Regions from separate parts of the Homo sapiens genome. Here all the other regions are linked to region 1. The links are chromatin contacts, found by Hi-C in ENCODE. All regions are on one chromosome and are shown on one strand. Each heading gives the region's core, a stretch centred on a gene start or an enhancer-like site at or near the end of the contact. The rest is flanking DNA. Distances are from core to core; before and after follow the strand shown. Region 1 holds the start of DCUN1D5 (defective in cullin neddylation 1 domain containing 5). Region 2 holds the start of FDX1 (ferredoxin 1). Region 3 holds the start of MRE11 (MRE11 double strand break repair nuclease). Region 4 holds the start of CEP295 (centrosomal protein 295). Region 5 holds the start of PANX1 (pannexin 1).

Evidence for each region. A loop is a pair of places that touch in the nucleus more often than their neighbours do. Pooled maps may share reads with other maps.
Region 2: a loop to region 1 is called in a pooled map, with 13 times the contacts of the local background. The contact joins the promoter of FDX1 here to the promoter of DCUN1D5 in region 1. A Hi-C loop is called at or near these places in 4 of 50 pooled maps.
Region 3: a pooled map shows a loop between it and region 1 (4-fold over the local background). The contact joins the promoter of MRE11 here to the promoter of DCUN1D5 in region 1. A Hi-C loop is called at or near these places in 3 of 50 pooled maps.
Region 4: a pooled map shows a loop between it and region 1 (2.8-fold over the local background). The contact joins the promoter of CEP295 here to the promoter of DCUN1D5 in region 1. A Hi-C loop is called at or near these places in 2 of 50 pooled maps.
Region 5: a pooled map shows a loop between it and region 1 (4-fold over the local background). The contact joins the promoter of PANX1 here to the promoter of DCUN1D5 in region 1. A Hi-C loop is called at or near these places in 3 of 50 pooled maps.

Annotation. Positions count from the first base shown.
Region 1 is chr11:103,090,041-103,095,597 of GRCh38, forward strand. DCUN1D5 (defective in cullin neddylation 1 domain containing 5) reads right to left here and starts at 2,120. Exons shown (of 8, transcript NM_032299.4): 1 at 1,747-2,120. The coding sequence starts at 1,832. RefSeq lists enhancers at 1,240-1,857, 1,858-2,475, 2,405-2,454, 2,525-2,574 and a silencer at 1,420-1,714.
Region 2 is chr11:110,426,999-110,432,406 of GRCh38, forward strand. It overlaps FDX1 (ferredoxin 1), which reads left to right and starts at 2,950. Exons shown (of 4, transcript NM_004109.5): 1 at 2,950-3,307. The coding sequence starts at 3,123. RefSeq lists a silencer at 2,764-3,413 and an enhancer at 3,484-3,763.
Region 3 is chr11:94,492,594-94,496,634 of GRCh38, forward strand. MRE11 (MRE11 double strand break repair nuclease) reads right to left here and starts at 1,251. Exons shown (of 20, transcript NM_005591.4): 1 at 1,198-1,251; 2 at 189-313. The coding sequence starts at 208. ANKRD49 (ankyrin repeat domain 49) reads left to right here and starts at 1,391. Exons shown (of 3, transcript NM_017704.3): 1 at 1,391-1,442; 2 at 4,011-4,041. RefSeq lists an enhancer at 1,601-1,690.
Region 4 is chr11:93,659,672-93,665,570 of GRCh38, forward strand. It overlaps CEP295 (centrosomal protein 295), which reads left to right and starts at 2,011. Exons shown (of 30, transcript NM_033395.2): 1 at 2,011-2,103. RefSeq lists a silencer at 1,775-1,844 and an enhancer at 2,005-2,134.
Region 5 is chr11:94,127,055-94,132,643 of GRCh38, forward strand. PANX1 (pannexin 1) reads left to right here and starts at 1,787. Exons shown (of 5, transcript NM_015368.4): 1 at 1,787-2,439. The coding sequence starts at 2,259. RefSeq lists enhancers at 1,720-1,779, 2,100-2,359 and a silencer at 2,010-2,079.

The DNA of each region.
Region 1 (5,557 bases), core at 870-3,369:
TCAAGGAACTCAAATAATTACCCTACCACAATGATATAGAAATGATAGAACTTCTGTAACTGAGTAAAGTAAGAGTATCATATTTAAAAATTTAAATTGATAGAGCAAAGTATCACCTGAGTTCTAATAATACTGCCTGCTCAGCTATCTTAATGTACTTAACTTAAATAATTTTAATACATTATATACTTAAGATGGCCATGATATAGTACAAAAATGAATAATAATTTGCCTGTATCTTATAAAAATGTGAGCTACTAAAGTAACCATGTCAAATTCTAATGTTGACAAACAAGAGGTGTATGTATCATCGTTCACATTAATAGCCTAATACTCCATAGACTCCTTTACCAAAACACAGTAATGAGGGAAAAAAGTCGACCAATTACAAAAAAGAAGATGCAGACTATGTAAGTCATCTACCTCACAGTTTAAGCAGATCTCTCTTTAAGGAGAGCTCTATCATTATTTCCTTCTTATAATCCTGGCTACAGTCTCCTTTCAATAGTAGCATCTGAAGTTGTCATATCAAGTGCCAACCATTGATGAAAAGGCAGCTAATATGGTTATTTTTTAAAAAAGCATTTCTCAGTCGGGCGAGGTGGCTCACTCCTGTAATCCCAGCACTTTGGGAGGCCGAGGCGGGCGGATCGCGAGGTCAGGAGTTCAAGACCAGCCTAGTCAACATAGTGAAACCCCGTCTCTACTAAAAATACAAAAAATTAGCAGGGCGTGGTGGCGGGCGCCTATAATCCCAGCTACTCAGGAGGCTGAGGCAGGAGAATCGCTTGAACCCGGGAGGCGGAGGTTGCAGTAAGCGGAGATCGCGCCACTGCACTCCAGCCTGGACAACAGTGGAAGACTCCGTCTCAGAAAAACAAAACAAAACAAAAAAACAAAAAAACCATTTCTCAAACCAAAATTGCAGTTTTTTTGTAGCATAAATTTTGCTGTGATGCCTCCATGATATGCTACAAGGGGATCAAAGAGCTACTACTATATAGTTCTGCCTTGTCTTCTTTCTTACCAGTAGGACAGAGTACAAGAGCTCACAAATTATTTAATTTATGCTGAGAGCTAACAGCGTCCTGAATGCTAGAAGACAAAAAGCATGCAGGGCCTTTCCAACTCTGCACACAGGGACTTGGCATAGGTGAGGCACTATACTTCCAGAAAATGGGGCTCCTGCAATTTAAAAGGCCTCCTGCTGGGACCTTCCGGGTTAGGCCACTCCAAATACTAAATATGGAGGCCAATTATAGCATACAAGTTTTCCTTTCTACCATTCCCAAGACAGTTGTCAAGATTCCTTATGTTCTGCTTTCTTCACACTCTACAAAGAAATTCTAGAAGTGACCCTTCTGCGGATATGTACTCACTTCTAAGTCTAGAAAAAGGCAGAGGAGCGATACGGGAGTAGGGGATCGAGGGTCGGTTGTGGGGTGGGGGTGGGGGTGGGGGGAAGCGCAATTTACATATGCATCTGTTCCCCACCCTGCAGGGCACGTAGACTCTTAACGTGGGCGGCTCTTCTAGTCTCTCCATAAACGCCAGCGTGCACACACTCGAACACGAGGTCGGGTCGGGCGCGGAGACTCGCGGTGTTCGGCACCTACAGCCTAGCTCGATCAAAGGGGCCTCACCTGTCTCCAGCCCCAGCCCGGCAGGCCGGGCCCGACTCCTTTTCCTCCAGTTGTCCAGCAAAGGAGGGAGGAGGGAAGCTTGAAGGGTGGGGGGAGATGGTACCTGGAGATTTTACACTTTTTGAGGCCTCCGTCTTCCGCTACTGCTGCTGCCACCCCAGGGGATTTTCTCTTCTTCTTCACCGGCATCTTCCGCCCTCCCCGGCAGGGTGGGCAGGGGAGCCGGGGAAGGGGGTCCCTGTCCGCTGGAAGCCCCTCAGCGCTGGCACCCAGTTCCCAGAGACAGCAGCAAGCGGAGGAGCAGAGTCGCCAGCCCGCACCGGCGCGGCCCAGCCCGGCCGCCGCCCGCTCCCAGGTATCCTCGTCGTCTTTCTCTGACCGGGACAGGGCTGGCTCCTCGCCGGTGGACACTGCGGTTCGTTCTCACCGGGAGGAGATAACGCGGACAGCGCGGCAGCTCCACCAGTCACAGCAAGCAAGAGGCTCAGCCTAACCCGGAGGCGAATCGCTGAGGCCCGGAAGTGACGCAATCGCGGAGCCGGTCCCGGGAAGGGGCGTGGTTCCGGTTAGCCTCTGCCACTCGTAGGTAGGCCAGGCAGAGCGAAGCTGTCTGACCCGTCGACTGCGGCAGTCCGCGGAATTCTTGTATCCTGTCCAGGGTATCCTGACCTTTCTCATGAAGCTTCTACCGCGCTCTGATGCTGGCAGTCACCGCCAAAAAGTGAAACTACTAATACTTTGCAGTTGACGTTAAAAACAACCTGGTAAAGTAGACCAAGTTCCACTTCTGAGCTCTTCCACACGATAACCTCACCTGAAGTGTTCCCACCCCGTAAATGCATTGTCACCCTGTGTCTTGCGTGTTTTTTTTATGGGCCTGTGATCAGCCACCCACTCCCCCTTCTCCCTACCTTTGCATATCACTTTGTCCTGTATTGAAACTTAGCTCTGCCATTATTTCCACAGAGCTCACCTCTCCGATAAGAGACAGTAGGTGACTGCGACTCAGTAGAGAGAAATTTGGGGGACAGTTCTAAGGAACCTCCCCCTAGACCCAAAACACACTGTAATCTATTCATCTCCACTTAGGTGGAAATACTGTTTTTAAATAATGGTTATTGTATGTAAAGACATAGTAGAAAGTCGTTAGTAATTCTGTTGGTAAAATAATCTCTGCAAACCAACTGTGATGGGAGAAGACTAAAAGTCTTTGAGTAATAGTTGAAGTGGTTCCTGTGAAACTACCCTCACAATGGCACCCTAATCTGGTCAATCCGAATATCATATTTCCTTAGTGTTATTAATTGGTTCAGGATGGACACATACTCAGGCCAGGCCAATGAGTGCCAATGACACAAAATTGAACCACCAGAAAGCAATTTTATTTCCTATGGATTTGAACCAGAGAAGGTATGGAGAATGAAGCCAAAACTCAGAAGAGACTAGTATCAAGCAGAAAAATAGAAAAACCAGGATGTGATTATATGATATGAGCCCAAAATCCATGATATGCCCTGGAATTTTCACTTATGTGAAGCAACAAATTTCACTATTTTGCATATTTAGTTCAATTCTCTGTTACTTAAAACCAAAAGAATGTCAAAGTATATGATCCTTCAACCCATTTAAAAATGCCTGAGGCCAAAATCAAAACAGAATCAGATAAAGTCTCTAAATAGAACTACCATCTACAAAAAGTACAGGACAGAGGAACATGTTAAATACCCAATGCAATCAGCAATATCTAGACGTCAGAAAAGTCTACAGGACAATGACCCAAATTCTGCAACAAATTATTAGGACGAGAGGAGAGAGAAGGAAATTAAAAGACTTAAAGGATATGTCAATCATTTTCAGTATGCAGTTCTTATTTGAATTTGACTCACACAAACAGTTTAAACAATATGATAACATCTCTGTGGCAATTGGAGATGTTAATGCTGGCTGGATATTTGATGAAATTCTAGAACATGTAAAACTTACTTATAGCAATGGCATATCAGTGACACTTGGGGACAGGGATGGAGTAAGCCGGGGAAGACTGACTGCAAAGAAACACAAGGGAACTTTTTGGGTAATGAACATATTCTATGTCTTGATTGAAGTAATAGTATATATACTTGTCAAAATTCATTGAATTGTACACTTAAAAATTGATATTTTTATGCATATTCTTCCTAAATAAAATTTATATAAAATGTGCAAAACAAAACACAAAATAAATGATAATGACAAAACTATTAGAGATAGCCAAACTTATTTCTTCAACTGGTGAGCTGCAAAAGCTAAACAGCCCCTTTTCCCAAGGAGGACCAAAGAAATGGAATAAAACCTAAAGGATAGAAAGAAAGATCTCAGAGGATGATGTTAAAGGGGTGTCCTTCCACAGAGTAGAATCAGGGCCTGATCAAAGAGTAGGGAATTTCATAATGCCTGTCTTGCAGGCTACCAGCATTGCTATAGACCAAAGACCACTGCACATCTCATCTTCTGTTCTTTTTTAAATAGGAATTTTTTTATTGTGATAATTGTGTCCCTTCTTCACCATTATTTATTGGGCGAGAGTGGGAAGTAGATTATTGCTTCTTAGTTCATAGGCCATTGGACCATAAGGAATCACTTTCGAACTAAGGAAGACCCCACTATACCTGGAAATCCTGGACATTGAGCTGAATGCAGTAACTGGATAGGAGCTTACTCACACCCATAGAATACTCTGAGAAAAAGACAAAAGGCTGGATCTATGTGTGGTATTCATTTAGTCTATCTATTCAAAAAATATTTAATCATCACTTCAACCAGGAGCTTTACTGGGCTTAAGAATATAAAAGGCAGACATGACTCCTGCAATCATGGAGCTGCCAGTCTGGAGGGAGAAATACAGTCATGCACCACGTAATGACATTTTGGTCAAGATGTGCATATGCGATGATAGTCCCTTAAGATTATAATACTGTATTTTTACTGTGCCTTTTCTATGTTGAGGTATGTTGAGATACACAAATACAATTGTGTTAAAATTGCCTACAGTATTCAGTACAGTACCATGCTGTACAGGTTTGTAGCCTAGGATCTATAGGCTGTACCGTATAGCCTAGATGTGTAGTAAGCTATATCATCCAGGTTTGTATAAGTACACTCTGTGATGTTCACACAATGATGAAACTGCCTAATGACACATTTCTCAGAATGTATTCCTGTCAATAAGCAATATATGACTCTATGTATGCTATCTGCATTTAAGAGAATTATATGAATAGGAATTAGGGTTCATAATCTATGCTTGTCAATGATATTAAAGGGATGGCAATTTCTGGGTCATGTAGACCATTCTCATCCATCTACCTCTTCATTCTCTTGTCTGGTCAGTACCTACTGCTACTGCCAAAACTCCATTCCCAAAAGTTGGCTCTTCATCATCCCAATTACTCTCACAAAGGGGCATATTGATAGCCTTGCTACCTATGAGAAGTATAGAAATGCCTAGTTATGTGGCTTTAATATTTTCCGCTGCTCACCAATGCATACATAGTACATGATTTTGCATCAAAAAGATGCCTCTAATACAGAAACAAACTATGACAGAGTACTGTGGCTCTCTGGCGTGCAGTAGAATTTTTTAAATGAAGGTAATGACAAGGAAGGGAGGGATGAAGTAGTTACCTCAAGCAGAAGCCTGTGTGTTCTGGTTTCAGATCCAAAGAAGACACTCAAGTGACTTTAGGAAAGGCAGATAATTTCCTTTATCTTTCATCTTATCCTACTATTATACAGAAGGATGTAGGAAAAAAACAACAATAATAATACTTATGCTGAATAGGGAAGTAATTAAGCAAGAAGACTGAGACCCAGTTCTATTATCTATTTGGCATCTTGGTCACATATACATCCCTTAGCTTTTGGGAGTTATAAAA
Region 2 (5,408 bases), core at 1,700-4,199, 7.3 Mb after region 1:
AGGCCAGAAAGCTGTATTCCTTCTAAAATGCTTTCTCCAAAAGATTTTAAAGAAAAAGAAGGGAAAATGTGAAAGGAAATTAAATCTTGAGACCCCAAACTCATTAAGCCAAAGGGAAAAGTTAAGCTAGGAACTGGGTCATGCAAATCTGCGTCCCCCTTTTGGTTTGTAAATAAGATGGCTACAAGATGAAAAGCTACATGTCTCCTCCATATTTTGCCCACAAAGAAATTCCTAGTGAGCTGCAAGATCTTTTAAGGTATTTCTGTTAAAATTTCACCATGGCAATGTAAATGGATAGATTATCTTTACAGATGCAGTCACCCTGCTGCCCACCAAACACAAATGAATATCTCATTGTTCCCCTGCCCCATTTTGCCTATGCTATCTTACGTAAAAATGTAGATTTCCTGCATTTTTCCTCTGCTCCATTTGTCTCTGTCATCTTATATATAAAAAAAAGCAGATGCACTGAGCTAGACAAGGGTATGAATGACTATTTTTCCTTATCCCGCCATACATGAAAATTATGTACTTCTCAATATCCCACCTTTTCCCCTTTAAATTTGGAGCCTTCAAAATCATCTTCAGAGAAAGGCATAGAACTGTCTCCTGGGCGTGCATCCTTAACTTTGGCAAATCAATCTCCTAAAATGATTGAGAATTGTCTCATCATTTTTCTCGATTGACACCTTTATAAAAGGGTTGGAGGAAATTGGCATGTTTGCCCTTCTTGCAGCATGTGAGGACACAGCAACAGGACACCATCTTGGAAGCAGAGACTGGGCCTCTCTATCAGACATTAAACCAGTTGGCACCTGGGCGACCCAGTATCCAGAACTGTGAGAAAATAAATTCCTGTTCTTTACACATTACCCAGTCTGTGTGTTATTCTGTTATAGCATCATAAACAGAATAAGACAAAAGTCTTCAAACAATGAATGGATTTTGAAAGGAGTAAAAGATGGGCTGGGCATGGTGGCTCATGCCTGTAGTCCCGGCACTTTGGAAGGCTGAGGTGGGCAGATTGCTTGAGCTCAGGAGTTCCAGACTAGCCTGGGCAACATGGCAAAACCCCATCTCTAAGGAAAAAAAGAAAAAAAAAGGGATGGAGGGGTGGGAGTTTTATAGACAAAGAAATACATAAGCAAACAGATAAGCAAAAGCACGTCCTCAGTAATTCCATGTTGCTTTATCTGTATTCATGATCATGTTTACAAATCCATTCTGGAATTCTGCTGACTACTGATATTTGCAATTTTTGGCATTACTTCTCATCCACCTTAGAAAACCTGGAGAACATTTTTTCTATCTTTAATCTTCATATACATGCTTAATGAATTCTGATGATTATTAATGGAAATTTCATAACATCAATTTATTCACCAATATTTATTAGACCCTTGATATGTTCAAGACCCTGTAGCTGGTGCTGTCGGAGTCACTAAGATGAACTATATAAATAACTACTCTATGTGTACGAATAACTACCCTACAAAGCAGAAAGCTATCAAGTGCCTTAAGGGAGTTGAAACTGTATTTGCTACAGGAGGGCTGAGAGAAGACAGAACATCTACGATTTTTTTTCTTTTCAATTCTCTTCCTACAACTAATTCATCCGACCTTGGAAGTTTGGTCTTACTAAAAACAAAAGTTAGCTGTTCTTTTACAACCTCCTCTTCAAGATTACTTGTCAGGGTTTGCTGTGCCCTTCGCAGCTTGAAAGACTTTCTCTTCATCCAACGATTTGAGGCAATTAGGAGCCACTGCCTTCTCTCTGCCATTGGGTTCCAGAAAGCACCATACATTGTCCGCAGATACTTTACTCATGCTTACACTTTCTTGTTCTGAATCTTCAAAAATTAGTGGCGTGTGGTGGCACACGCCTGTAGTCCTAGCTACTCGGGAGGCTGAGGCAGGAGAATCACTTGAACCTGGGAGGCGGAGGTTGCAGTGAGCCGAGATTTCGCCACTGCACTACAGCCTGGGCAGAATAGAGAGACCCCATGTCAAAAAAAGAAAAAAAAAGTATCTGATTGTGTTTAGCATATCTGCAATATCCCCTTGACTTTGGCCTTTAGCCTCTTTATGAGTACCCTGATGGAGGAAGGCCCAGGAAGCGGTAGCCTTCCTGGTTTGTGACGCACGGTGTGCATTGCGTATTAGATTAACATCAGAATGGCCCTGAAGGCTGGAACATCTTATCTGTGTTTGAGAGTTATGGAAACTCTGATCCTCCATGAGAATAATTTTTCCAAGGTCTCAGATCTCTAAAGCAGTAGATCTTGGATCTGAACATTGCTATTTCTGACCTTAAAGCCCATGCATTTCCCACAACATATGAACCATGATAAGGTGTATTTTAAAGTTCATCTTTTCTGTTTTTTGTGAAAGTCTTTTAGAGATCTCAGCTCATCACAAAGTTTCCGGTTCAGTCTCGTGGGTTTCATGTACTCAGCCAGCATTTACTTGCCAGTCAAGGTCTAGGATGGCTACCTGTCCTCTGCAGGAGCCCCAAGCCTATTCATTAATTTCATTTACAATTTTATAGTCATAATTATTTCTTTGTATAATAGCATTCTGAGATTTTCCAAAATTTCCCACTGTTTTTGTTTTACAGTGGGCAGAATTCACTTTGCTCTAACTTGACTCCAAGATGACACAATTTCCCAGTTTTTTTTTTAACGGCTAGGGGATGGGGGTATGCGGAACAGAACACAGTGGTCTAGCTAACCGATTTCCGCTAGACGTCCAGCTATCTTTCAAAATATTTTGTTTCTGCACGGCAACTTCAGCCGCTAAAAAAGCATCCAGCTTACAACGGAACCTGGAGGGTTGGTAAAGGCCCCCTGCGCTGGCCCCGCCCCATGGGACCGGGCGGCGTGGGCGTGAGAGGCGGGGCGGGGCCGCGCTCTGCTTGCCAATGTCTTTATAGGTCACCCGGAAGGCACGCGGAACCTCGGCGCGGTGCTTCCAGCAGGGTCTCTCCGCCACTCCAGCCCCGCGCCCCTCGCCGCGGCCCTCGGGCGTCTGCGCCGCAGCTGCCGCCCCCGCCTCTTTGGAGTCTCTCGCGGCCTCAAAGCGCGGCCTGCGTCGCTTCCGGCAGTTCCCGACCGCGGGCGATGGCTGCCGCTGGGGGCGCCCGGCTGCTGCGCGCCGCTTCTGCTGTCCTCGGCGGCCCGGCCGGCCGGTGGCTGCACCACGCTGGGTCCCGCGCTGGATCCAGCGGCCTGCTGAGGAACCGGGGGCCGGGCGGGAGCGCGGAGGCGAGCCGGTCGCTGAGCGTGTCGGCGCGGGCCCGGAGCAGGTAGGGCGCCGTGCGGGCGCGATCGCCGGCGCGGGCCGGGGTCCCCGGTGGGTGGCGCCTGGCTCTCTGGGCCGAGTCTCTGGTTCCAGTGCCTTCTGCGCGCCGGGCCCACACCCCGGAGGCCTGCCTCTCGCCCCCCTCTTCTGGGGTGCTCTCGCGGCTCCGTCTCGCTGCTCGGTGGCGTCGCTGCCTCCCTTCCGTCGCACCGCAGAGTTCCTTTCCGCATCACCCACTCCCGGCGGGAATCGGGGACCCTGGACGCCCAGCTCCCTTTCCCAGCGCTTCCCGTGCCCTGAGGAAAGCCGGGACTTTGCTGCTGCTTGTTCTCCGTGTGATTTGTCTGGGATCTGACCTTTGCTCTGCCCGAAACTGGCAGTGACCTTCGCGACAGGCTTCCCTCCTGCTGTCCTGGCCTGACACACCTGCCAGCTGTTTTTTTCAGGGCCTTGCCCTGCTTTGAGAGGACACCCAGGTCCCAGGTCTTTGTCAGGGGGTGTCCAGGTAGAATACACCCAGCCCATACCCTCTGCTGCCCTGTAGGCCCTTTGCTAGTTGCTCAAGTGTTGAAAGCCCCTGCGTTGAAGTAATCTGCCGGGACTTGAAACTTGGCTTTGGCACTGATTGTCTGACGTGCCTAACTTGGTCAGTCCTTAGGAACCCAGTTTCTCCATTTGCAAGTTGGATATAATAACAGTGTAGACCTCCTATGGTTAATTGAAGAATCAATGAGTTAATACAGCGATACAGGTAGTCTTGTGCCTAGCACGTAATGAGGGCTCAGTAGATGCCACTTGGTAGCAGCAGCAGCAGCAGCAGCAGCAGCAGCAGCAGCTTCTTAGGTTCACAATGTTAAGAGAGTTTTGTATTAAATATTGAAAGAAATGTGACAATTTATCCCAAATGTGTTGAAGTTTTAGGTTCTTGGGCATATTTGTTTTTCAAAGACACTCCTTAGATATACTAGAGATACAATTTACACATAATTTTTACCAACATGGTGGCGATTTATATAATGCAGATCTCTCGACAGCTCTTTGACCGCATGATGTAGGGTAGCAGGAATCGAGAACTAGAGGGAGAGTGTGTTGGATTTGTACGCTGCTTTGTCTAGTTTCTTTTTGAGGTCTCTGAGAGCAGGGTCTAAGACTTTCAGTCATCTTTTCCCCACTAATCCCGTTATCTAGTGGGTGCTCCATACATTTTTGTTGTGTGAACTTTGGGGGAAATCAGGGAGAAGGCAAGCCAGATTTATTTGTTCCTGTTTCCTCTGCACTTCCCCCCCTGTCTTTGACCAGTGTGGGTACCTTGCTTTCTGTTATACAATGGATGAGTTTTGGACAACTGAATCAATTGGGACAGATATTGAACATGCTTGTGTAACTGGTATAAGGGAACATGAATGTTTTTGTAGTAATTGGGAGTTATCTTTCTCAGATTTGTTTTTTGGATTTGGATATGTCAGGTTGTTTTAAAGGGGAGCACGTCTATTTCCTCATAATCCTGCTGCCCTCTTTATTGGCACAATTTCTATTCATGGTCTTATCATTCCTCTTACAGACTTTGGAGCTACAACTGGATTTTCCAGTTCTTACTGTGTTAATGAGACTTGTGCTGTAACTACCGTAACTACTAATCACATGTGGCTATTGAAGTTTAACATAATTAAAGGTAAATAAAATTAAAGATTCAATCTCGTAGTTACACTAGCCACATTTCGAGTTCTCAGTAGCCACATGTGGCTAGTGGCTACTGTATTGGACATTGCAAGTATGTGTAGAACATCTTTGTTATGGCACAAAGTTCTTATAGACAGACAGAGCAGTTCTAGAAACTGTAGTTCTGTCTTTGAAGTTTAACAACTCGATAAGCTATCAGTAATTGAGAGTCAGAAAAACTCCTTTTACTCTAAAATACCGTGACACAAGGGGGTTTGCAGTGATTCAGGTAGCAAAGATCTTTCACGTGTATTGTTTCGTATGACTCTTAAGACAATTCTATGAGGTAGGGAGGGTAGATAAATGGGAATAAAAATTTCATATTAAGTAGCTGGCAAAACTAGGACTAGAACTCAAGAAGTTTTTGCGGATTTTAAAAAAATTTT
Region 3 (4,041 bases), core at 1-2,500, 8.6 Mb before region 1:
TTAGCTTCCAGTTAACAAACAGATAAATATTTAAAACATTCCAAATACCCTTTTTGATGACTAATATTTCTGTTCATAAACAGGTTCCTTATTTACTGCTTATTAAATAAGTTTTCTTTTACTGTGATCACAGTTGACGAGCTTTAGAAACCCCAAATAACAAGGGATTCCAGAAGTCAGGTGCTTACAGTGCATCTGCAGTACTCATTTTTATGGTCAGTCAAGCTCCTCTGGGACCAGGTTCTTCTCCAAGAACCCCTGGGTACTGTACTCAAATGTCAGAAAATGCACTCGATTCCAAATTCTAGAAATTCTAAAAACAAAATTACATCATAAAACACATTTTTTAAAAGCCTGCACGTATTTAACCAACATGATTTACGCTGCACAAGGTACAGACGTCTTAATTAGACTGGCAAATTTAGAAGTCTCATTTTCATCTAAGCACCCACTATACTTTTTTTTAATGAACTGAGCATAGAAAATAATATATCTCCAGTGTACATCCTGTTTCCTAGTTTCACCAAGATGATTAAACTCCTATTTTCCTTTCCCGTGCTCTTATGGGAAATTAATGTATGCTAAATAAATGGGCAGAAAGGGTCACATACGGTTCTGGTTCAACACACAAACAACTCTAGATGTGCAGATATTTTTAAGTTGCACGCATAGGTTACTCTGGAGAACAGAGGCAATCCTGTATTTCCTATTCAAACCCCACGATTTTTTTTAAAGGACCTGGCTAGTTTGGAAAAGGGAACGGGCCCGCGTTTAAAGCGAGTGTAAATAAACAAACACGTGGTCTGCGGAGGAACACCTTTAAGCACCAGCAGGATGACTGAAAATAGCCAGGTTTGGGGAAGAGTGGCTGCCACCGCGAGACAACCCCCACCACATCTGGAGCTCCAGATTCCGTCGGGATTCCAAGCCTCAACACGCCCTCACCGCAGGGAACCTCGGAATCAGAACGCTGAGCCCGCCAGGACCCCTCCCCTGCCCACTCGGCCCGCTCTTCCCGAGGTTCCAGTTAACTCTGGGCTTCCGCCTGGGAACCTGCAGAAACAGGAGACGAATGCGATTCCTAAATTACCCCACTGCTGGACTCTTCGAAGCCCCACAATCGCGACCCAAGGCTGTCTTCTTTTCGGGAAGAAAGGGCAGGATCCGTGAAAAGAAAACAACACGGTCTGAACTTGCCTCTGAGAACCCGCAGGGCCGTAAACCTGAATTCCGCGGGAGAGAACGGCGTCCGTTTCTCTCGCGACACTTCATGGATAACGTAGATGCTTCAAGTCCAGTTCGGCTCTCATTGGCTACCGCACGCAGTGAGGGGGCGGGGAAAGTAGCGGCGAGGCCCCGCCCTCACGCAGGAGCCAATCCTGAGCAGGCTAGGAGACGAACCCGGAAGTGAGATGCAAGGCGGCGATTTTCCCTTCTGTCAGGTGGGTTGTTATTCCCTGTCCCGGACCTCGCTTTTTGATGGACCGGCGCCATCTAAGAACTCCTGAGCCCGTGGGGGTGGGTAGCCTGTGGACACAGGCCGAGCCCTGCAGGTCAGGCCGCTTCGTGGTCCCCAGGTAGGACCGAAGCCGCTTCTCCGCTCTTGGCTGTTTGGAAGGCCGCAGGCGGAGCTCACGGGCCTGTGAGCTCCCGGCTGGTGGCAGAGTGCCGGAGCTGGATCCCCTCTCCCTCCCTCCCAGTCGCCAGACCCTCTACAGGTGTCGCCCCTAGGTCCTTGAGTTCAGCACATCTGCACTGCTTTGTGCTGAGAGCAGTAAGATGTATAGTGCAGCGAAAAATAATGTAGAACTTTTGAATTAGAACGTCTGCCCTTTCAGTTCCATTGAAGGGTCCTTGATCTAGGGCAAGTTGTTTTAATCTATCTGAACCTCCTTCACCAGTAAGGTTTATAGCCCCGCCTATCACTGAGTTGTTTGTAAGGAGTTGACATAGTTCGGATCTCTCTCAAAATAGGATATGCCCTTTAAGTTAGGAAACATACCCTGACATTCCTGATGGAATATCAGGAATATCATCATCAAGTCATCAGTTTTGTTTCTTAACTGTAAGTCGGGTAGATGCGCCTAGGCTTGGCTTTTTAAACTAAATATACCAGTAAAATTTTGTACATAATTTTTTGTATCTGGATCTGTAAACTCAAAATTTATATAAAGGGAGTTTTTATTGAAAGGAAAAGCATGTTGGGGGAGAGGGTAAGATCTGTGGTATAAGGTTACTATATTTGATATAATTACAAGTGAACTTTTATTTATTAGCATCTGTTAAGTGTTTAATGAATTGATGTATGGTCATTTTTGTGTTGCAAGGTTCAGGAATTAGTTTGAGAATCAAAGAAAAAGTGGAAGCTCCAGGAGAATTAATAAAACACAGAGCAATTCTGATTGGATATCTCTGATTCCAAGGGTGTCTCTGATTGGGTGACTGAAAAGCCGGATTGGCCTTAGGAATACTTTAGTAAAATTCTTACATTTTACAATAAAGTAACAGGACCAGAAAAGTTACTGGACATGAGTAATACATTTAAACTTGAGTTTAGTGCTATTGCCACTAGTAATAAAGTTTAATACCACATTAAGATTGTATACTGTTAAACTTGTGAGATTAGGTATCAAGAAATCAGTATCTTGGGGTTATGCCTAACTCTGGAACTTCTCAGAATCCATTCCAGGCAAAATCAAGTGACAAGACTTTAATTAAATGTAATGCTACACATACTTCTTAATGCCTTCTATAGACAAGTAGGAGATAAATATAAGTTAAATGTGGTCCTTATCTTTCAGCTTATAATCTTTTAAGGGGCTAAAACAAGAACAAAGTTAGAGGTGAAATGTAGCACCAAAAAAAGTAGAAAGCAGAAAGCGATCTAAATGAGAGGATCAAGAAAGAATGAAAGAGATAACATCAGAGAAGAGCCTTGAAAGACTGATTATATTTCAACAAATAGAGTTGAGAGGCTGGGAATTCGTATTTGTAAATTATCTATTGGTTATTCTCCTTTTCTTTAATTGATTAAGGTTTATATGTTGTGTAACCCTTTAAGCTGATATTGGTTTAAAAATTAATATGGCAGCTTAGCAGAATAAACATCAGTTCCTTCAGGAAGCCTTCTTTAATCCCTTAGGACTAGGGGAATTATGAACCTCCTGTATACTCATGGTTTCTAGACAAGGTCTTGTAGTAGTACTTATCATGTTGTCTTTGCCAGACACATGATGTCTTTGCCAGTCACCTACACTAGAGTAAGCTTCCTGAGGTGAAGACATGGATCTTGCTCATTATTGAATCCCAGTACCCAGAAGTTGGCACATACCAGACATTCTATTCATATTAGTTGAATGAAGGAATGAATGACAGCCAAAATTCAGTTGAAAACAAGGACCCAACTAAGAACTATAGTTGCCTATCAATAAACAGGACTACTTTTTAAAGCAGTGAATTTTCCTAGGCCTGAAATTATCAAAGTAGAAATAGGATAATTAGTGTAGATGCTGTGATAAAGATATATGTACCGATGACAGATTGGAACAGATGTCCTTTTGGGGGCTATTCCATCTTCAAGAATCCCTGATTCTTCGAAATAGTATTTTTAGGAATTAGAAGTTTTTATTTCTGCTCTATATTATCTGTGTGTCTAGTTTATAAAAATCTTGAATGCACCTGTCTTCATTGTATTAGTTATACTTCAAAACCTTTAAGCATTCATCACTGTTAGCATAACACCATCATACCTAAACCAGTAGATTAAAAATAATAGTTATAATAATATAATTGACTTAGAAGAAAACAACAAAAGTAAGAAGCATTAGACCACTATTAGATCATAGTTTGTTGTTTTCTGTCAGCATCAGTATTTAGTGTATGTAAGGGATATCATGAGAAAAACAAGAGTTTAGACAGGGTTTAATTGTATATGTTTGCAAGACTTATCTATGCAGTTGATAAAGCCTGAATTATTGTTTTACTAATAACTTTTGTATTTGTGTTTTCAGATCTTGATGAACAAAGCAGTCATAATTCATC
Region 4 (5,899 bases), core at 761-3,260, 9.4 Mb before region 1:
CGTGCCTGTATGGAGGATGCTGAAAAAATGTTTAAAATGAATACAAATATTCTTCAAGATAAATGTGACAGGAAATGGGGAGAGAGGCTGAGAAGAACCCTAATATTTGGGAAGGAAACGTGAATTCTAGTCCTGGTTCACCCTTGACTGAAATGTGCCCTTGGCCAAGTTGCTGAATCTCTCTGTAACTCAGTATCCTGATCTGTAAATCTGAGGTGGAATCACACTATTTCTTCCTGTACCTTCCTTCCTCCTACTCCATCCCTTTAAGTTTTGGTGTTCCTCGGAGTTTGGTTCTTTGCTCATTGCTCTTCTCACTCTGCAAATTCTCCCTAAGTGATCTCATCCATTCCGCTAGCGTTTGTTATTACTCATGTAACAAGGAAATCCCTTTATGCTTAGCCTAGTTCTTTCTGTGGGCTATCTACCGATGTATTCATCTGCTTACAGTACATCACTGGATGTTCTACAGGCACATGAAGTTCAATATACACAGAGCTTGGCTCATCACCCTACCCACTTAACTGCCATTTCTGATTTCTCCCTTTACAATCAAGAATCAACACTGCTACCCAAGCTAGTGGCCTATGAAATCAACTTCACTTTCCCTTTTCTCTCAATCTCACATGCAATTGTTTGTCAAGTACTGCTAATTTTGTGTCCTAAGTTTCTGAAATGCATCCCTTTGTCTAGATATCTCATAAACAGCTCAAATTCAAAATATTCAAAGCTTAACTTATTACTTCTCCCTCCTGGTTCTCTTCATGTGTGTTCCAGGAGGATGTTATCACTATCTACCCAGGTGCTAGGTATCTGGGACTTGGGCATCACCCTTGTTTTCTCCTCTTGTGCCTCCCATAACCAGGTAACCACCAATTCCTGATGTTTGGCTTCCTATTCAATCTACTCACCTCTCTCCATTCTCATTGCTATTATCTTTCACTTTCTGTAGTAGTATACGGCCTTCTGTCTTCACTCTCTCTGACCTTTTCCCCACTGTGCAGCCAGATCTGATCGTGTCAGCAACTTCCCATCCCCACCCCCCATTTTTAATCCTTTGATTCCTGATGTTTAACCCCCATGACCCAGACTGCAAAATCTAGTATAGGCATCATAATCCATCCAGAGTAACATAATGTACTCGGCACATAACAGATACTCAATAGGTATTAACCTGTGCTCACCGCCTGATTATTGGTTATTTACAGCAGATAAATCCGTGAGGTGCTCTCCGTGCGCTGTACCTCTGGAGGCACAGGGTAACATACGGCTCATTGTTGTTATGAGCTGGAGGCCTTAAATGAAAGCTATAAGACGTTAACTGCGCATAATAGTACCAATGAATTCCGTAGTCAGTACAGAAAAGGATGCATATCCCAAGATATCTTCATGATGGGGCCTTAAAACAAAAGTCACCCTCATGGCTCTGCACTTTTTTTTTTTTTTTTTAGACAGGCTTTGGCTCTGTCGCCCAGGCTGGAGTGCAGTACTGGCGGGATCTCGGCTCACTGCAACCTCCACCTCCTGGGTTCAAGCGATTCTCCTGCCTCAGCCTCCCGAGTAGCTGGGATTACAGGCGCCCACCACCACGCACGGCTAATTTTTGCTGTTGTCGTATTTTTTGTAAAGATGAGGTTTCACCATGTTTTTAAAAGGACTTGGTCTTGAACTCATAACCAAAAATACATAACCTCGAACTCTTGGGCTCAAGTGATCCTCCCGCCTTGGCCTCCCAAAGTGCTGGGATTACAGGCGCGAGCCACCGAGCGCGGCCCATACGGGAAAACGTCAAAGCCTGACAGGTGTGACAAATAATGGGCCCCTAGGCAGGCTGGGGCTGGCGCGTGCCTGTGCGCGTGCGCGGGGCGCGGGGTTTTTAACACCGCGCAGCCTTCCCGGCGGCCCCCGAGGAAGGCGGGACAGGGCCTATTCCCGCGGTTTGGTCCGGCCATTGGCGGGCGGTTTGAATGACGGAAGTGACGGCGGCTCGGCGATGGCTCTCCCGCAGGCGCAGAAACGGCTGCTGGGCAGCTGATGGGCAGGAGCTTACCAGGCTGGCTTGCTCTGAGCTGCGGTTACTGTGTCCAGGCCCCGGGTTCTCAGGTGAGTCAGGGATGCACTGGCTTCCCAGTCGCCCCGTAGGAGCATGACTCCCCGAGGCCCAAGAGCTGGGATTGTATTCCGGAGGAATGGGATCCCAGGAAGGCGCCTTGTTGCGAACGCAGGTACGGCTCGCGTTTCTCAGGCTCCGCAGGCCGTGGGCCCTGCCCGCGGTCGGGCTGGCGGCTGTAAGGAGTGTCCGGACCAGACCCGGTAACTCAGTGCGAGAGGCTTTGCGCGCTCTCCTGGGGTCGGGTCGCGCGAGCTTCCCACGCAGCCTCCCCTGTCGCGGAGCTTCCGTGTCGGGGGAGGGGCGCTTCCCCCAGATCACCCGCGGACATGGCCTGCCACCTGGTAGCTGTTAAAAGAGCCTTGCCTGGATCGTTTCATGCAAAGAGCACGCTCTCTTTTGGTGTCTGCCACCTTAATCTCACAGTTATTCAATCCTGTCACAAACTCAACTTTTAAAACAATGGTGAACTTTTGAGTCCTTAATACTTAGAGTGTATTTGAAGACTTCACGCTAAGTCACATAGACGTCAGAACAAACCTTTTGGGGTAGATATTATTATTCCCTTTATACAGTTTAAGAAAACGAAACCAAAGTGACTTCAGTGACTTGGCCAGTATCTTCCTGCTAATAAGTGGCAGTGTTGGGTCTTGAACCCAGATCTTCCAAGTTTAGTGTTAATTTTGTGATTACTATGTACCAGGAGCCATTTAATCCTCAGGACGAAATCTTGCAAGATAAGTAGTATAATCTTCAATATTGGATAGTAATAAAATGTAGAATTTAAAAATCCATATTACTAAGAATAAATAATTAATAAACAAGTAAATGGGGCAGCAGGGAAAACTTCCTTACAGCAGGATTCCGATTGATAATTGTAGAAGGAATAATGGAAATAGAAAATACTATTTGGTAAACACCACAGTAGTTGTTTCAGACAACAGTCATCAATGGATACTAACGTCAATGGGCAAAAGTATGATGAAAAGCATATTTCTGTAGCCTCTACTCTGTCTTCATGAGATATTTATAAAGGAAAAGTAGTAACTACAGAGGAGAAACCTGGTGGACATCATCTTAACCAAGTGACCAAAATTCAGCATCATTTACCTCTTGATAACAATGCACTGAAAAGGTGCCTAATCAATTCTGTGGTGTTCTTGCCAAAAATACATAACCTCAGTTTAATCACATAAGATTAGACAAATCTAAATGGAGGGACATTCAACAAAGTACTTGGCCAGTATTTTCAAAAATGACAGGGTCTTGAAAAGACAGACTGAGAAACTGTCCCAGATTAAGGGGGACATGACAACTTTGACATGAGAATGTAACTCACATATCTTAATCTCCTGCATTCTGAAATCTCCATTTGCACTGAGGCCATGCTTCCCATGGGCTGCTCCTAGCCACTGACAGTGGCAGGCCTGTTCCTGAGAATCTCCCCACGGGTTCTTGCTGAACATTTCTTATACTGCATGGCTGTCTAAGAGGGGTCTACCCATTGTTACTTCCCTCCATTCAGTGTTAGACTTACACTGAAGTCTGAGGCGCTTGTAACTTTTATCAGCTCCCTCCCATTTTCCCTCACACACGCATTTCTCCTAATAAAATATTTGCAGGTTTACTCCCATCTTAGCGTCTGCTTTTTAGATGACACACAGTTACACAGCAACAAATGCAATGTGTTATATCCTTGGATTGGCTTCTGGTCCAGAAAATAGACATTAGTGTGATAATTGACAAAAATTGAATACTGCCTGTAGATTAGTAAAAAATATTGTGTCAGTGTTAATATTCAGATTTTGATCATTGTACCATGGTTATGTACAAGACGTTGACATTTGGAGAAGCTGGGGAAAGGGCAAATGGGAATTCTAAGCCTGAAATTTCCAAATAAAAAGTTTAAAAAATTTAAAAATTATACACAAGAAGAAACAGTTATTCTATCGCATTTTAGGAGCTTAAAAATAATAAATGTTTATATGTTTTTCAATAATCCTCTGAGATGAAGTAATGGATACCTAAAATTTGAAATATTAGGATTTTTTTCCTCTTAAAGTATAAGAATAAAACACAAATCTAGGTATACCATTTGAGGAATTTTTACATATGTATACACTTGTCTAAACCATCATACAGATCAAAATATATAAATTTTCAGTACCCCAGCAAGCTTCTTTGTGCCATCTCCGAGTCAGTAACTTCCAGTAAGGTAACTTTATTTTTACCTCTCATGGATTAGTTCTGCTTGTTCTTGAACTTTATATAAATCAATTTTGTTGTACTTTTTTGTGTCTGGCTTTTTAAAAATTCAGCAATATTATGTCTATGAGATTCATCAGGAATTAGTCTTAATTATTTAAATATGAGGGAATTTCTTAGACCTTCAGACAAAATAATAAAGATACATTGTGAAGATTAATCTTGTTCTTTTTTCTTCTTTGTTAAATTTTCTGTTTTTTAAATTCTCACTCTCAAAAAACAACAGCTTAAATAAAATTTTCGCCACTCCACATATTTTTGTGTGTTGGAAAGTTAGGAGCCATTTGGAATAAGGAAACCAGATTCTTCCCTTGGCTCCGCCACTAGATGTTGTCACTCAGGGAAAGTCCTTTAACCCAAGAGGCCTTGTTTCTTCATGTATAGCATGAAAAATATAATCAGTACTTTAGTTACCATTACCAAAGCCGTGTGAATATTAGATGAGTAGGATGCATTAAAAGATTTTTTTAATGCCAGCAGTTAGTCCTTTTTGGTGTTAGAGTCTTATTGAAGGTTGTGATGATTGTGTATAGCTCTGTAGCACTTCACATAAATTAACTCATTGAGTCATTCATTCAGTCAACACACTTACTGAAGTAACTACCTATGGGCGAGACACTGTTTTCAGGCTATGGACATAAAATGGTGAATAAGTCCATTCTGCCCTGATGAGCTTACATTCTGATGGAGAAGTCACTGGAAAGGTATTAGTCCCTGTTAGGTAATCCCACAGTCTCCTAGCCCCTATTCTGTTTACACCTGGTTGAAAACATTGTGCATCCATAGTATGTGAAATATTACCTGGTAGTTATTTATTAAATTTAATTGAATATTAAAATTTTTATTAAAAAACCCATAGCCATTGTCCTTCAATTGTTAGGAATCTAACTAGAAAGAGCAAACTGTAATTGATGAAAAACTACAGGAGGTAATACCAAGACAACATAAAATTAGTCCCCATCTGAATGTATAGGTAATAATGTATTAGAGTTGGGCAAATCAGGAGTGGGAAATTGCAACAGGAATTATCAGAGGACAGCTTCGTAGAGGAAGGAGGGCTTAAGCCAGCTTTAGAAAGATGTAAATATTCAGTAACTGAGATTGTCTGCCTGGTCATTGTGAGGGAGACCTGAGAAATGTTGATTGTCTCAGATAAAATGCTCATGTACTCATGTAAAGTGTCTAATTTTTTGGAAATGGCAGTAATAGGAGCCAGTTAATATCAGAATTACCTGAGGAGGGTATTCAAATTATAGAACTATAGATTCTTATATTTATTCCATTTCTTTTTGCCTCGTTCCCCCAAATAGGAGCATGTTATAATCTAGGGAGGAGAGAGAGAACACAGTGTGAACGGTAGCAACAGAAGAATAGATCTGGGCCGGGCGTGGTGGCTCACACCTTTAATCCCAGCAACTGGGGAGGCTGAGGCAGGTGGATCACTTGAGGTCAGGAGTTCGAGGCCAGTCTGGCCAACATGGTGAACCCCTGTCTCTACTAAAAATGCAAAAATTAGCTGGGTGT
Region 5 (5,589 bases), core at 537-3,036, 9.0 Mb before region 1:
GAGTGTTTTGGGTGGGAAGGCCTGGAGGAGGCCAAGGGCTTAGCTAACTTGAAGAACTGAAAGGAAAGCAGTGAAGCTGGTGGTGAGGTAGGCAGAGGCCATGCTAAGAAATTTGTATTTTATGCTAAAAACAATGTACACTTTAAGTAGAAAAGATGATCCGACTGGAGTTTTGAAAAGCTCATCCTGGCAGCTGTAGAGGAGAATGGAGGGGGACCCTGTCTCACATATTTCCTATATGTGGTTAGGAGACAGGATGGTGAGTTGAATTGGGTATTGGCAGTGCAGGTGGAGGGGTGTCAGATTTGCTATATTTAGGAGAGAGAAGCAAGAGAATTTGAAAATTGGTTATGGCAGCTGTGAGAAATGGAGTGTTGAAGATGGTGCTCCAGGATTCCGACTTGGGTGCACAGGTGGCTGGTGGTACATTTAGTAAGATGGGGAAGATGGAGTTCAGGTTTAAGGGGAAGATGAAGACTGAAGTCCTGGCCGTTATGAGTTTGAAGCCCTATGAGCCATCTACGCGGAGAGAGCTGTATACGCTCTTGGATGTGTGTTTAGCGGCCAGGCTGGGGTGGAGAGGTACATGTGGGAGTTGAGGCTTGTATCTGTGGACCCACAGAGAAGGGAGCCAAGCCCTGCCCCAAGGAGCCCTCATGTTTGCAGGTCCTGCCTGCTTCAAATGTTACTGGTGATAACCTACATGTCACATTTGACAGGGCTTCCAAACTAAGCCATCTAAGAAAGGTCTTATGATTCATGGCTTAGATCCTGTCCCTGAGTAAAAAATCTTACTGTGAGTCCTTCAAATCCTTTTGTCAGTTCCTCAAACTGCTGATGTACTGATTAGTATGTAAAATACTGACATTGAAAAGAACACTGACTTGTTTCTGAATCATATAAACTTTGATTTTCTTGTGCACAAAACATTTTAGCCTGTATGTTGTCATCTGCAGCCAGTGACTGTAACCTGTGTACCATACCCTCCGATGAAAAAAATCCCACCTCTGATATAAGGGGTCCTCCTCCCTTTTCCTAAACTTTCTTCTAAAACCCTTCCAACGTGTAACAAATTTTGAAACATGCCCAACTTTGCTGGTAAGTCTTCTTGGGTGGATCCTCACATTTAGCTTCCAATAAATCAAATTATTTCTACTTCAACAGCCTTAATTTCCGTGGACACTGGTCAGAGTATTTCCTCCTGTCTTTCCATCATCCACTTCCTATGAGCTGTTCAGAAGCAGCTCTCTGCAGCCCCAACACCCACCTACCTGCAGGCCCCCCTCTCTCTGCTGGCTCCCGGAACAAGGCTCTGATTGGGATGGCAGAGGAAAGAGAAACGGGACCAGCAGCGCTACTCAGGCCTCGAAACTCCACACTCACTACCGTTTCCGCGCCACCCTCTCACGCGGAGCTCCTGGAAGGGTCCAGCGCTCCCTCTGCAAGGCACCGTCGGTCTACACCGCTCGATTGGCCTTTTATGGCACTGACTGTTCTTTGAAGCTTTTGCAGCTCCTTCTAACCCGATTTCACCGTGTTGGAAATGTTGGGGGTGGGGCGTAAAGGGGGCCATCCCATCCACAGAAAGAGTCGCTTGCAGAAATGATTTTAAAACTCCCGGGTGCCAGGACGTGAGGAGAATCCGGCAGGGAGGGACGGGAGAATTTCCAAAGGTGCCGCTCAGTGGGAAAATCCCTTTGTCAGAGAGTGGCCCGAGGGGCGCGGAATGCAGCCGCGCCCACCCCGCCCCGCGTCACCGCGTCTTCCGGAAGCTCCACGCCCCTGGGTACTTGGTTTCCCCGCATGGTTCCGGAAGAGCGCGGCGCAGCTGGCTGTGAGCGCAGGGCTATCCCGGCGGCCGCTTCGGCAGCCAGGGCGGCGCGGAGGGGCAGGGCCAGAGGGAAGCGCTTTGTTCCGCGCGTGGTTCCCGCGCCTGGGGGTGCGCGGGAGAGGCGCGAATCCGAGTGCCGCGCGCGGCCCGGGGACTTGCACGGGCGTGCGGGGTGGAACCGCAGGAAGCGGAGCTCTCGGGTTCCCGCCCCGCCCCGCCCCGCCGGCGGCGGAGGCAGCGAGCGCGAGAGCCCAGCGGAGTCGCTGGGAGCCTGAGGCACCGAGACACAAAGGCAGGCGGGATGCGGGAGCAGGCAAAGGGAAAGCGAAAGCCGCGCGCCCGGCCGGTGACTGGGTGAAGGCGCCGCGCAGCTTTCCCGACGCCGGCTGTACCCGGACCTCCTGGTCGAGCCTGGCGCGCCGCAGCCATGGCCATCGCTCAACTGGCCACGGAGTACGTGTTCTCGGATTTCTTGCTGAAGGAGCCCACGGAGCCCAAGTTCAAGGGGCTGCGACTGGAGCTGGCTGTGGACAAGATGGTCACGTGCATTGCGGTGGGGCTGCCCCTGCTGCTCATCTCGCTGGCCTTCGCGCAGGAGATCTCGATTGGTAAGCCTCGCCCAGGACGGAGGGGAGTGGCCGCCCCGGTCTGGCCCGGTGAGCTGCGATTTTACGGCTCACAGGCCCGAGTCTGGGTACGCCCAGCTGTGATGGTCGTGAGCGTCAGGAAGGGCAGTGGCCCCAGTTTTATGGTCCAAAGCGTTCTTTGCCCAGGTGTTTCATTGGTACCCTGGTCTACTCTGCTCGCATCCCTACTCCTCAGTTCTTTTGTTCCTCATGCCCCTCTGATCGGACTGTGGCTTATAGTTTATGTTCCACCCTTAGAACTGGCACCTTGCCACCAGATTTGCCAAGAATAGCTGTGTCCCCGTTTTTCACCCCTGTCTCCTACATATTTGTCCAGCCGCCTAAAATTTTACACCAGAGAAGTTCCTGAGTGGCTACATGGAGGATGTGAAGACCGGTGCTCCATGAGAAGTGTGTTCTTTCAGTGTCTTACATATAATTGGTATTTGCTGAGATCTTAGCTCTCTAGGGTTGTGAATGATAGGAAATATCTGCACTTGGCAGGCATTAGAGGGATCCTCAACTTGGACGGTCTTACAAATGTGAGATGAACAAGTCCCCTTCCTGTAAATTATCATTTGAGCTTCATAACAGTTGTGTGAGATTGGAAAGTCTGGTGGTTTGGGCAGGATCACGTGGCTACGTGCCTTACCTTCCTCATCAGCTGTTCTGACTCTCCACACAGGAGAGAGTGTTTATGAACCAACAGGAAGGTAGCGCAGGAGGGTTAAATACAGTTCTGTGGCAGGGGAAGAGAGAGGACCCAGTGCGGCTGGACTTTGGGAAAACTTTTGTCAGAGGGTGGGTGGGATTTGGACAAGAAGGAGTAAGACCTTTGTTAAGGTTTTGAGATGGCAGAGAATGTTATATGTTCCTGGAAAGAGAGACACAGTGACTCTCCTAGCCAAGGCAGGAGGATAAGTCAGAGTTCCTGGAGTCTGAGAGTGAATATGGGCCTGGGTCAGCCTGGAACAGAAGAGTGTAGGCTGATGGTTTCAGAACTGTGAAGTTATTGTTTGAGCAGAGGACAGACTGGTTGAATGATGGTGGCATTTAGGGTCTGGGAAGAAGGTGAGAGGATGGGGCCTGGAGGGCTGGGTGCCAGAGAGCAAGGCATCGGCTGAGGTCTTGTGCACAGAGGGTGTGAAGAGTGGAAGAAAATGGGTGGGTGATTGCTGTGCGATCAAGGAGTAAATAAGCAGCACTTGAGTACCTAGTATTTAATAGGCCATGAACGGCAGTACTGGTCAAACGTGCTGCGGAGGTTGTATGTCTGGGTGAGTGGAGTGTGGTGTTGGTGGTGATGGGAATTGTGAAGTTGAGGGAATAGTTGATTAGGAAAGAATGACTATGAGTGTGATTTTGCAATCTGCAGCACTAAGTTGTTCAGCTTGGCAGGAAGTTGCCAAATTCATTGTGGAAAATAGTTTTTAGTTTTCCTGCTCTTTGCGCAGGCATAGTCATCGGGATGTTCTTTAAGTTTCCATTTGACAGTGGATTGAGGCTTCCAGCTGAAAGCAAAACCACCAAGTAGCATGAGTCCTGGAGATAATCTCTCCCTTTGGTCAATTCCTCCTTCAGTACTGGCTGTGTGCTGAACTCGGTGCTGACCTCCAAGGACCCGGGAGTAAAAGAGGCATGATCCCTGTCTTGGAGGTGCAAGTCTTGGGTACCTGGTTGGGACAGAAAGGCAGGAGGAAGGAGTTAGTCACCCTCTGTGACCAATCTCCACCTCTAGCACATGTACTAGAGGGACTCCTAAGGCACCTGTACCTGTAATGCCTTAGATACGTCTAAATTGGTGGGCTGTCTGAGAGGTATTTTTGGGGTATTGGGAGTGGTTTTAACTAGCAAGAGTTTGAGCTCATGCTGTGTGCATAGCACTGTTGTGTGCTGAGGGAGATGGGAAAGGATTTTGAGACCTTGTTCTTGCCCTGCCCTCTCCCTGCCCTGTGGCAGTTTACTATGCAGTTGGGCACTAGAAGGTATCTGTTAGCAGGTAAGTCATTCAGCTGTGTGTAATTCAGCACCCAGCCAGGTGTTGAGCTATGAGCTCCAGGCTGGTGAAGGTTGGCAGGCACTTGGGTGAGGAGCTGTCAAGCAGACTCCCATGTTTTCTGAAGTGTTTTCAGGAGTTCCAGGGGAGGACAGACATGTGGGATGAAGCTAACAGGACCAGGGAAGACCTATTAGATTAGGTATACATTTAGATAAAACCAGAAGAAGGGCTTTTGAGAAGAGGGGAGAGGTACATAGATTAATACATGGAGTTGGTACAGTGGGAGGGATCATGTCATGCAGCATTTAATTTTGTGTAGTTAGTAGTATGCACTCAGCCAAAAACAAACCAAAAAAAAGAACAGCAATAAAGGGAGAATGAAGTAATTGAAATGGAGCTGGCACTTTGCCCACCATATTGGCCAGTGAACTCAGGCCCCGGGAAGACACTGAGATAAGGCCTGCAGACTTAAAACATGGCTTCATCCTTCCTCTGTTGATAATTACTGCTTCCCTCTCTGGTGCTTGGAATACTCTTTTGTTGAACTTAACACAGAGCTTTATAACCTGTCTATGCATGTTTTGCATGGAGATTGAAACTACTCTATAAACATTTGTTGTGAATTAAAGGTGATAGCTTTTGGCATCATCAGACCTTGCTAATTGATTGTTATGTGCATGATGCTGTACCTTGGCAATGGGGTGTCAGACACACGTAGGACATAAGAATCTTTCCTCTGGAAGCACGGTCTAGTAGAGAAGTTGAACGCATAACCCTCCTAATGCAGGATTCATGGAACCTGGGCAGTGTCAGAAGTGTGTACTAAAGCCTGATGCTGTGGAAAGGCAGAAGGAGGGGTTTCTTCTGACTCATGAACAGTGAGAGTTTCAGGGCAGAGTTGGCCCCTGAGGCAGGATTCCAAGTGTGTGGAGCAGTGTTGGCTGAAGCTGAGACGTGTGAGACAACATGTGGCTGCTGGAGCTTTAGTGGCACCGTCACATGGAGAGGTGGGAGCCAAAGTAAGGGTCCAGGGGCTCCACATGAAAGAAGGCATAGCAAATCCCATTGTTTTCCTGTTTGTGTTGGGGGGGTGGTGTGTGTGTGTATAAAATTAGAAACGAGAAAATCAGCTG